Linked DNA regions of Homo sapiens: region 1 is linked to region 2. The links are chromatin loops, found by intact Hi-C in ENCODE. Cell type or tissue: gastrocnemius medialis. All regions are shown on one strand. Each heading gives the region's core, and the rest is flanking DNA. Links, peaks and the distances in the headings are about the cores only.

Evidence for each region. Hi-C counts contacts between places; a loop is a spot of excess contacts. Peaks named below come from ENCODE experiments on the same cell type or tissue, not always from the same donor. Only the 100,000 strongest peaks of a DNase experiment are listed, where the experiment ranks them.
Region 1: a loop joins it to region 2, with 2.5 times the contacts of the local background. A loop is called at or near these places in 1 of 110 quality-filtered maps.

What each region holds. Positions count from the first base shown.
Region 1 is chr2:173,228,724-173,232,932 of GRCh38, forward strand. It overlaps MAP3K20 (mitogen-activated protein kinase kinase kinase 20), which reads left to right. Exons shown (of 20, transcript NM_016653.3): 12 at 966-1,010; 13 at 3,469-3,499; 14 at 3,597-3,736. The region is part of intron 2 of MAP3K20-AS1 (MAP3K20 antisense RNA 1); the gene reads right to left. Among named protein-coding and RNA genes, the nearest start is that of MAP3K20-AS1, 51 kb to the right of the region's middle. In gastrocnemius medialis, for the core only: no CTCF peak of the experiment used is centred there; a DNase peak (open chromatin) is centred at 2,500; H3K27ac peaks cover 2,224 bases.
Region 2 is chr2:173,447,049-173,452,156 of GRCh38, forward strand. No RefSeq gene overlaps it. Among named protein-coding and RNA genes, the nearest start is that of CDCA7, 95 kb to the left of the region's middle. RefSeq lists an enhancer at 4,213-4,282. In gastrocnemius medialis, for the core only: a CTCF peak has its summit at 2,322 (motif pointing left); a DNase peak (open chromatin) is centred at 2,283; H3K4me3 peaks cover 344 bases; H3K27ac peaks cover 393 bases.

The DNA of each region.
Region 1 (4,209 bases), core at 1,504-4,003, 220 kb before region 2:
TGAGCATGTGGGTACAAAATACCTGTAAGTTAGAAAGGTTAACTCACCTACCCTATGATTTTTATACTAACAGTAAAAGCAACCAAACTCAACTTTTTTTTGAAACTCACTCACAAGAAAATATTTGTAACAGAAGATGAGTGACAATTTGCCATATTATCTCATAAGCAATTCATTTTTGGGGGGCAAGTTAGGCTAGTTAAAGCTAATAGCTGTACCAAACTCTAATTTGACTTATAGGACACACAGACTTCTAAAAATTATGTAAGCATTTATTATTTAGATGGCCATGGGGCATATATTGAAGACAGTAAGTAGTTCTTTGGCTCTGAAAATGGTGCAGGCTGAAGTCCTCTGGAGGCATCTTCATTTGTACTTGTGAACCTCACAGGGAGGTATTTTAATCTGTTTTAGTTAGAGCAACTCTGCAGCCTGGGTTTCTTAGGACCGTACCAATTTCCCATGTCCTTCTTCATCCGTGAGTGCTAACATTTGGTTTTTAAAATATTGTGCAAATGAGATCTTTCAACACTTAGAAATTCCCCCTTGAGAACAGGCATAATACATGATCTGGTTACTAAGTGGTTGCTTTGGAATTTTCATTAATAATCCAACAGTCCTCATGTTGGCTGAGACTCTGAGGAAGACTCTAGGTCTCTGAGAAAATGTCAGAAATTGCTTGACTGCTGAGGCTTGATTGTGGGATGTAAAAACCAGGTACCAACAAAGGAATATGATACAGCTCCCAAAGTACATGAATTGTTACTGAGAGATTGGTGAACATTACTGGAGCACTGAGAACTGCCTCTTAAGGTCAGGAAAACTGTTTTCCATTCAACCCAACCTGCAGGAGGAACCAAGCCAGAGCAGCAGCTGAGAGCTGAAAGAGTGAGACAAGAGGATGAACCAAAAAGACAATGATAATATTACTTTTTTTTTTCATTTCATGCATATTTCCCATGCAGCTGCTGCCTTCCTTTGAGATTGGTGCATGGACGGAAGACGATGTGGTAAGCTCTTTGTATTCATGCCTTATTTGACTTGAGCAGGTATTTCATAAATTTTTCCCTAAGTTTTTAGGGGAAGAGATTGGGCCTTAGGAAAGTCTAACTAGGAGAGGTTGACAAATTCTTTTCTCACTCTGTCTCCCAGGCTGGAGTGCAGTGGTGCGATCTCAGCTCACTGCAACCTCCACCTCCTGAGGTTCAAGCGATTCTCCTGCCTCAGCCTCCTGAGTAGCTAAGACTATAGGTTCCCACCAGCATGCCTGGCTAATTTTTGTATTTTTAGTAGAGATGGCGTTTCACCATGTTGGCCAGGCTGGTCTCGAACTCCTGACCTCAAGTGACGTGCCCGCCTCAGCCTCCCAAAGTGCTGGGATTATAGGTGTGAGCCACTGTGCCTGGCCTTTTTTTCTGTTTTTAATGCAATAATGATTGAAAATAAAGCCTCAAGAGTAAAGCAAGTATCTCTGCAAATCTTCTAAGTGGGTTCTACCTTCCTAAATTACTCTGAAACTATTCCAGAATACAATAACAAATACCCATGAGGAAATTAAAGTGGCAGCTCGGGAAAACAAATGAACATACTTGAAAAAAAAGTGATATTAAATCTTTTTACAAGAACAGGGATGGCCTCGAGCCATGGTAGAGGAGGATCTGGTCAAGGCAGTGCTGGGCTGGTACACCGCTGAACCGGCTTTCCTTCCACCTCAGGCCTGTTTGAAAGTGAGGCATCATATTTGCCAGCCTTATTCTGGCCTCCCAAGTGGGAATAGACACAAGCACGCCCAGACATTCTCTGTAGCTTTAGCCAGAGAAGCCCTATGTTTTTGAGAGGCTGCACTCAGACTGTTGAAGTCCAAAAGAAGTCCTGCACTCTGCATTCTTGATAGAAACCCTGAGAAACAATCCAACTTAGTCTGTTACATCACCATATCTATTTTTTTAGTGACAAAACAGGTATGAAAATTCCTGATGTGAAAACTCAGAGACTAGGTTGGGCACGGTGGCCTGTAATCCCAGCACTTTGGGAGGCTGAGGCAGGAGGATCACTTGAGGTCAGGAGTTCGAGACCAGCCTGGCCAACATGGTGAAACCCCATCTCTACTAAAAATACAAAAATCAGCCAGGTGTGGTGGCACATGCCTATAATCCCAGCTACTTGGGAGACTGAGGCAAGAGAATCGCTTGAATATGGAAGGTGGAGGTTGCAGTGAGCTGAGATCACACCACTGTATTCCAGCCTGGGCAACAGAGCAAGGCTTCATCTCAAAAAAAAAATTTTTTTTAAGTTCTATAAAACTCAGGGACTTATGCTATCCAGGTCTATTTAACAAGCTCAGGGTATCACTAAATGAAAATGAAAAAAACAAAAGATGTAATGCCAGCCTTAGTGGGTTTGGGCTCCAGCCCAGGGAACAGACCAGGTGCCACAAAGTGCAGACTAGCTACTGGAAACTCCTCAAAAGATCTGTTTACCTAGCTCAACCTGGTTTTGGGCCCAGGCATTTCCCTCTCTGCCCTTTGTATTCTTTTGAAGTGCACCTGCTTTCAACATTAGCTAACCTCTTTGGCTTCCGTAGGGTAAGGAAACTTGGCACCAGTTGCCACTATTTCTTCCCATTCACTGAGCCCCAGTGAGTCTCACTTTCCTGCCAGCCTTGCTTAACAAGGAAAGAGGACTCAGGGTCTCCTTTATTCACAAGCCTGGATATCATCTCTTTATCCCTAGCTGCAGAGTTTCCCCTGTCATTTGAAAAGAAATTTTTGAAAAATCACTGAGTTCTAACAGCTATTTTTAGTCTTTGCTCTGAGGCTGAGTGGCTTCCAGGCCACTTAAATAAAATTCCAGAGTTGAGGGCTCCCCAGAGAATCACAGGGACTGAGTCTGGCCTCCCATCCTTCTCTCCTCACCAAGGTACTGTGAGAGGCCACCAGTAAACCCAGACCCTGTGATATACAGGGACTAAGGGTCACTGGGTCCAATCTCCTCATTCTACATAGGAAGCTCCACACTTTGACTTGGCTGGGGCCACGTGGCTACTTCATGACCTGGCCTAGAACAAAAGATTCCTTCTGTCTGTTGCTCTGTCCACTGCTGTGTGGTCCCTGGAACTCATACAATTCCTGAGTAAACTGGTGCCCCTCAGCAATCCAGGGGACCACTGGCACATAAATGGAAAAATCACTATAAGTAAGAACCCTCTTGAAAGGATTTAAAAATATCTCCCAAAGAAGGAGGAAAACCAAGGGGCTTTTAACTGTCCAAGACCCCCGAAGAGAGGGATATCTCCCATTTGAAAGCTTGAGGTTTTAAAACTACAAAGAGAAAGTCTTCTATTTTACCTTTGTGGTTGAGCCAGGAATTAAAGTTATTTTGATCTATTGAAAACTCTATGTTTACTGTGAAGACTGGCCACTGACCATGTGTGAATCTTCAAAACCGTATGTGTCCTCTCTTTCACAGTATTGTTGGGTTCAGCAGCTCGTCAGAAAAGGCAAGTGGAATAAGTTACCTTCTTCAATCATGGAGTTAACTTTGTTTTGGATGTGATTTCATCTAATTTTATTCTGCTTTCTAATCACTTCCTTCAGGTGACTCTTCAGCAGAGATGAGTGTATATGCAAGCTTGTTTAAAGAAAACAACATTACAGGGAAGCGGCTGCTGCTGCTGGAGGAAGAAGACCTGAAAGACATGGGCATTGTCTCCAAGGGGCATATCATTCACTTCAAGGTACCTGAGAAAGGGACAACATTCCATCAGCAAACCCTTTTTTTGTTTGTTTGGTTTTTTTTGAGGCAGAGTCTTGCTCTGTTGCCCAGGCTGGAGTGCAAAGGCACAATCTTGGCTCGTTGCACCCTCCGCCTCCTGGGTTCAAGTGATTCTCCTGCCTCAGCCTCCCAAGTAGCTGGGATTACAGAAGCGTGCCACCACACCCAGCTAATTTTTGTATTTTTAGTAGAGATGGGGCTTCACCATGTTTTCCAGGCTGGTCTCCAACTCCTGACCTCAAATGATCCACCTGCCTCAGCCTCCCAAAGTGCTGGGATTACAGGCGTGAGCCACCAGGCCTGGCCTCCATCAACAAATCTTTATTGAGCACCTACTATGCAGCAGATCACGTGTTAGGGGCTGCAGATGGAAACAGTGCTATGCTGGTCATTACTGTGCTGAAATGCTTACACAAGTTGATAATCAGCAGCTGC
Region 2 (5,108 bases), core at 1,030-3,529:
AGTGGGGAAGGGTTATTCAACAAGGACAACCATATGGATGTATGGGAATTAAGGGTCATAATCCCAAGGAATATGTTGTACCTTCAAGGGGCTTATAGTCTGTGTCACTGAACACTGGAAAATAAGTGGCATCCAGCTAGATCCAATGTTTGCTTTTTAGTCACTGTATTCTAATCTGGAGGCCTGGGCTTCCAGTCTCTTTCAGATTGTTGGCAGAATTCTGTTCCTTGTGGCTGCAGGACTGAGGTCCTTGTTCCCTTTCTGGCTGTCAGCTTGGGGCTGTTTTCACCTCCTGGAGACTGCCCACATTCCCCACCACTTGGCTTCCTGCATCTTCAAAATTCACACATGGTGAAGTTGAATCCCCCTTGGGCTCTCAACCTGACTTGATCCTCTTTTGCAACTAGCCAGAGAAAATCCTCTACTTTTAAAGGGCTCATATAATTATGTCAGGCCCGCTGGGATAATCTTCCTATCTTAAGGTCAACTGGCTTGGGACCTTAATTACATTTGCAAAAATCCTTTCATGGCAGTGTTTGATTGAATAACTGGGAGAAGGAGTGTGTACTGCAGGCTGAGTATCTGGAAAGCTATCTTTGAATTTTGCCTACCATGGCTTCCTTCTTACATTAGTGGTACTTCTGCTGAAACAGCAACAAGCCAATTTGCTATTTGTATAGAAATGTCTCTCTAAAAAGCAGAAGGCTGCAATAACATTGCATGATGTATTTTTCAAGATGAATATAGTACTCTTAAAAATCATTGGTCTGGGTGTTGTGGCTAACAACTGTAATCCTAGGACTTTGAGAGGCCAAGGCAGGTGGATCAGTTGAGCCCAAGAGTTTGAGATCAGCCTGCGCAATATGGCAAAACTCCATCTCCGCACACACACAAAAAATTAGCTGGGCATGGTGGCGTGTGGCTGTGGCTGTAGCTCTAGTCCCAGCTACTAGGAAGGCTGAGGTGGGAGGATCACCTGAGCCTGGGAGGTTGATGCTGCCGTGAGCTGTGATCATGCCACTGCACTCTAGCCTGGGTGACAGAGTGAGACCTTGTCTCAAAAATAAAAATAAAAATAAAAAAATCGCCGTACTATTTACAAAAACAGTTCTTAATACTTTTGCATTAAAAGGGTGACTTTAGTGCTCACTTTGGCAGCACATATATTAAAATTGGAATGATACAGAGATCAGCAATTTCAGTTAAATAAGAAAAAAATTTTTTTAAAAGGCTGACTTTAAAACCAGAGTTCAGACATTAAAACCCAAGGTTCAGGGAGCTGAGAGTGGGTGATCCCTGTATAGAGGCCAGTTCTTAGTAGGAATTACATGGCTCTGTGTGGTCCCACTGTCAGGCAAGCTTCACCCAATTTGCTCACTGAAAAGACAAACTAACACGATCATTTTGGTTTTGAATCTGAATTTTGTAGCAACAACATATACTATCAAGACTCAACTTTTGCTAGCACAATAATCTTATTTTATTTTACTTTAAGTTCCGGGACACACGTGCAGAATATGCAGGTTTGCTACACAGGTAAATAGGTAGCACAATAGTCTTAGAAATAGAAACTAAAATAAGTAAATGAAATAAAAGCTCTTTACAAAATATTATGGAAAATATCGCAAATCACAAAGGCCAGAATAAAAACAACCTCTAATTATACTACCCAGAGTTAACCACTGTTAACGTTTTGGCTTTTTGTTTCAGTCTTTTTTTTCCTCTCTTCTACATAAACATGTTTATTAGTCATAGGCCAATCAGGAGACAGAAACCACACAGTAATTTGAACAGGGAAAATTTATTATAAATAATTGTTAACTATAACGTAGGCCTAACTAGGAAGGTGAAAACAATGCTCTAAACAATATCCTAGGGCTGAGGATGAAAATCGGGAGGAACCACTTTGAAGGAGGTCCTTTTCCCCACGACGGATTCAGACAGTGAGGGAAAAGAGATTCTCAGCTCCATTGAATGGTGGAGCTCTCCTGGCTGCCTGAGACAGAACTGGTGCATGGTTGCAGGGAAAAGGGGGAACATATGTCTGCAGGGCAGGTCCTCAGAGACAGCCAGGGCACAAAGAGTCATCTTGTTGGCAGGACAGATAGAGGCCCGGGGTGAGTGGTGTCTCTGTTGGGGGTCACCGGCTGGGGCTCTCTGAGAACTTGCAGAGAAACTGCATGCTCTGGGTGTGTGGCAGGGGCAGAGGCTTCTGGCAGTGGTGCGCTAGGAGCAAGTAGAAAAACAACGGCCGTCCGACGGACGTCCGGGAACCTTGGGCGGGGCTCGTGGGGTAGCTTCTTCCTCCTGCAGTGTCTCTCCTGCGCCCTCTACCGACAAGCTAAACCTCATTCTCGCTGCAAAGGAAAAAATGCTTGAAGGGTCCAGCCTATGAAAGCAAAACAGGTCATGAAAGTAGATTTGGAGGTGAGAGGCAATGTACTACTAAACTGAGATCACAACATGTATCTTATTTTGTAAACTGTTTTATTTACTTCAAAATATACTCAAAACATTTTCTCATATGATGAAAAATATTCTTCTACTATATATATATATATATGTATATTTATTTTTTTCTTTTTCTTTTTTTGAGACGGAGTCTCGCTCTGTCGCCCAGGCTGGAGTGCAGTGGCGGGATCTCGGCTCACTGCAAGCTCCGCCTGCCGGGTTGACGCCATTCTCCTGCCTCAGCCTCCCAAGTAGCTGGGACTACAGGCGTCTGCCACCACGCCCGGCTAATTTTTTTGTATTTTTTAGTAGAGACGGGGTTTCACCGTGTTAGCCAGGATGGTCTCGATCTCCTGATCTCGTGATCCGCCCACCTCGGCCTCCCAAAGTGCTGGGATTGCAGGCGTGAGCCACCGTGCCCGGCCTACAATATAATTTTTAACAGGTGTATGATAATTTATATAATGGATGACCCTAACTTTTTTAGCCAGTATTCAGTTTTGGGCCATTGAGGTTATTTCCACTTTATAGCTATTATAAACAGTGCTGTAACAAATATTCTAGTGGTGAATGCTTGCCATATTTGTATTTCCTTAGGATAAAGTCCTAGCAATGGGATTCCTGGATTGAAGAACATATATACTCTTAATATTTTTATTCATGTTCTGAGATTTCCCCGCCAAAAGACAGCAGTATATTTTAAAGCAACGAGTCTTAGTAACATCTCTACATTTTATTTTTAAAATTTGTACTAATTTTACAAGCATACTAATTAAATGAATTTCATGATGGTAATAAAATAGTCTTGGAGAAAACAATTCTCAAAACAACATTTAATAATGAATTATACCAAAGAATTATTTAAAATGATAATGAAGTGGCTATTAGTACAATACCAAAGAGAGAGAAATGAACAGAACTTACAAATGCAGACACTGATTATTCCAAAATAAATTTTAAACTGTAAACACAGAGCTTATTGTAACAGACCATTTTTTTACAGGAACAGTTAATAGTTTGCTTTAAAATAATTATCTTTTTAAAAAATCGTAGTAATTAGATTTATTCTTAACTCAGAAAAATGCAGTAGAAAAAATACTAGAAAGAAAAACAGAATGAAATGAGAAAGGAAAAGAGGGAAGGAAGGAAGGACAAGAAGACAGGAAGATTTTTCCGAAAGAGGCAGGAAGGAGAGTGTATTGAAGAAAAGAAGAAAAACTAGAAGGAAAGAAAATATGAAAGAGTATATGAATAGAGCAGAAGCAAAAAAAAAAGAAAAAAAAAAGGGAAAAGAAACATTTTAAAGCAAATTCCACCTCCAGAATGGTAATATTTAATGGGCTAACTATCAAAACATTTTTAAGTACTAAGAACACACAACTTAAGAAAGAAAGACATACTTGTAGGAAATAAGCCTTAATTGTCCAATTTGCCAGAGAAGCAGAGATGGCAGTGTTTCTGTGACACTTACGTGGTTGGCTTCTGTCATCATGGAAGTAAGTACAGAAGCACATGCATTTCCACATGGCTACAGAATCCCCAACGCTTCGGTTTGCTATAGGATGCCTCCAAATAAATGGCACAAGTATTTCCACAAAGAAGGTTTGGAGTAGACACATTGAGCATTTCCACCATGGGGTGGTAGAATTTACTTGACGGGTTAGTTATGGCAATGTGGTTTCTCAACAGGCTGCATGGGGGTCTGGCTTGCAAAGGAGCTCGCATATAAAGTGAAAGCTGCTCAGGAGAGCCAGGTCTCCCCACAGGCGTCCTGTGTTCACAGTCCTCGTAAATGTTCTCTGGAGGCCACAGATTCATTATGTCGGAAAAGGTAGAGCAACAGACAGAAAATGCTGGCAGAGGTCCAGCCCTCTGTGGGCTTCGAGTGTGGTATTGCCTAGAGTTTGTTCCTACAGGTATTTTTGCATAAAGACCTCTGTCTGAGGAAGTGAGTCTAAGACAGCAGAGCTCAGGACGGTCTTTTAGAGTATTGGGTGCCCACGACTCTTTTGAAAGAAGTCCATTGATACTCCTCTACTATTTCCCCCGATCTATTTGAGAGCCAGCAAACTGATTTGATAAAACAGTGATAGATTTGTCAGATTAAGATAGTAATTTGCTTCCATTAATTTGAGAGGCATCAGTGTCTCACAGTGAGAAGAAATATGGCCACCCTGGTGGGATACATTTAAATTCATTAAATTTTCTGGCTTTCATCTGAGACACTGAGACTTTTTCTTCTCAGCCCATAAATCCTTTCAGTTTTTACTTCAAATGGCACCAAACAAGCACTCATCAATTTATATTTTAAATTCTCCTAACAATATCCAGTTGGATAAATCTGTTTAATTAGCAGTGGGTTGATGCTTTCTTGGCCCACTCTACGTCCAGTTACCAAAATAAAAGAAAGGCATGGAAAGCTGCTGGTTGCAAAAAAACATGCCTCCTACAATGGCAGGGAACAAGAAGAGACATTCTCCCAACACATGTTAACCCAGGGAAAAAATTTGAATATATACAAAAGATGAAATTAACAATAGATGAATGGCAAATGAGAAAGCTGCCAGTGACCAGACTTTCTCAGGAGCCAACCTTTAACAATATGGATTATTTCGGATAATTCATGGTTTGCCACTCTTTATCCTTTGTCTCCTCTG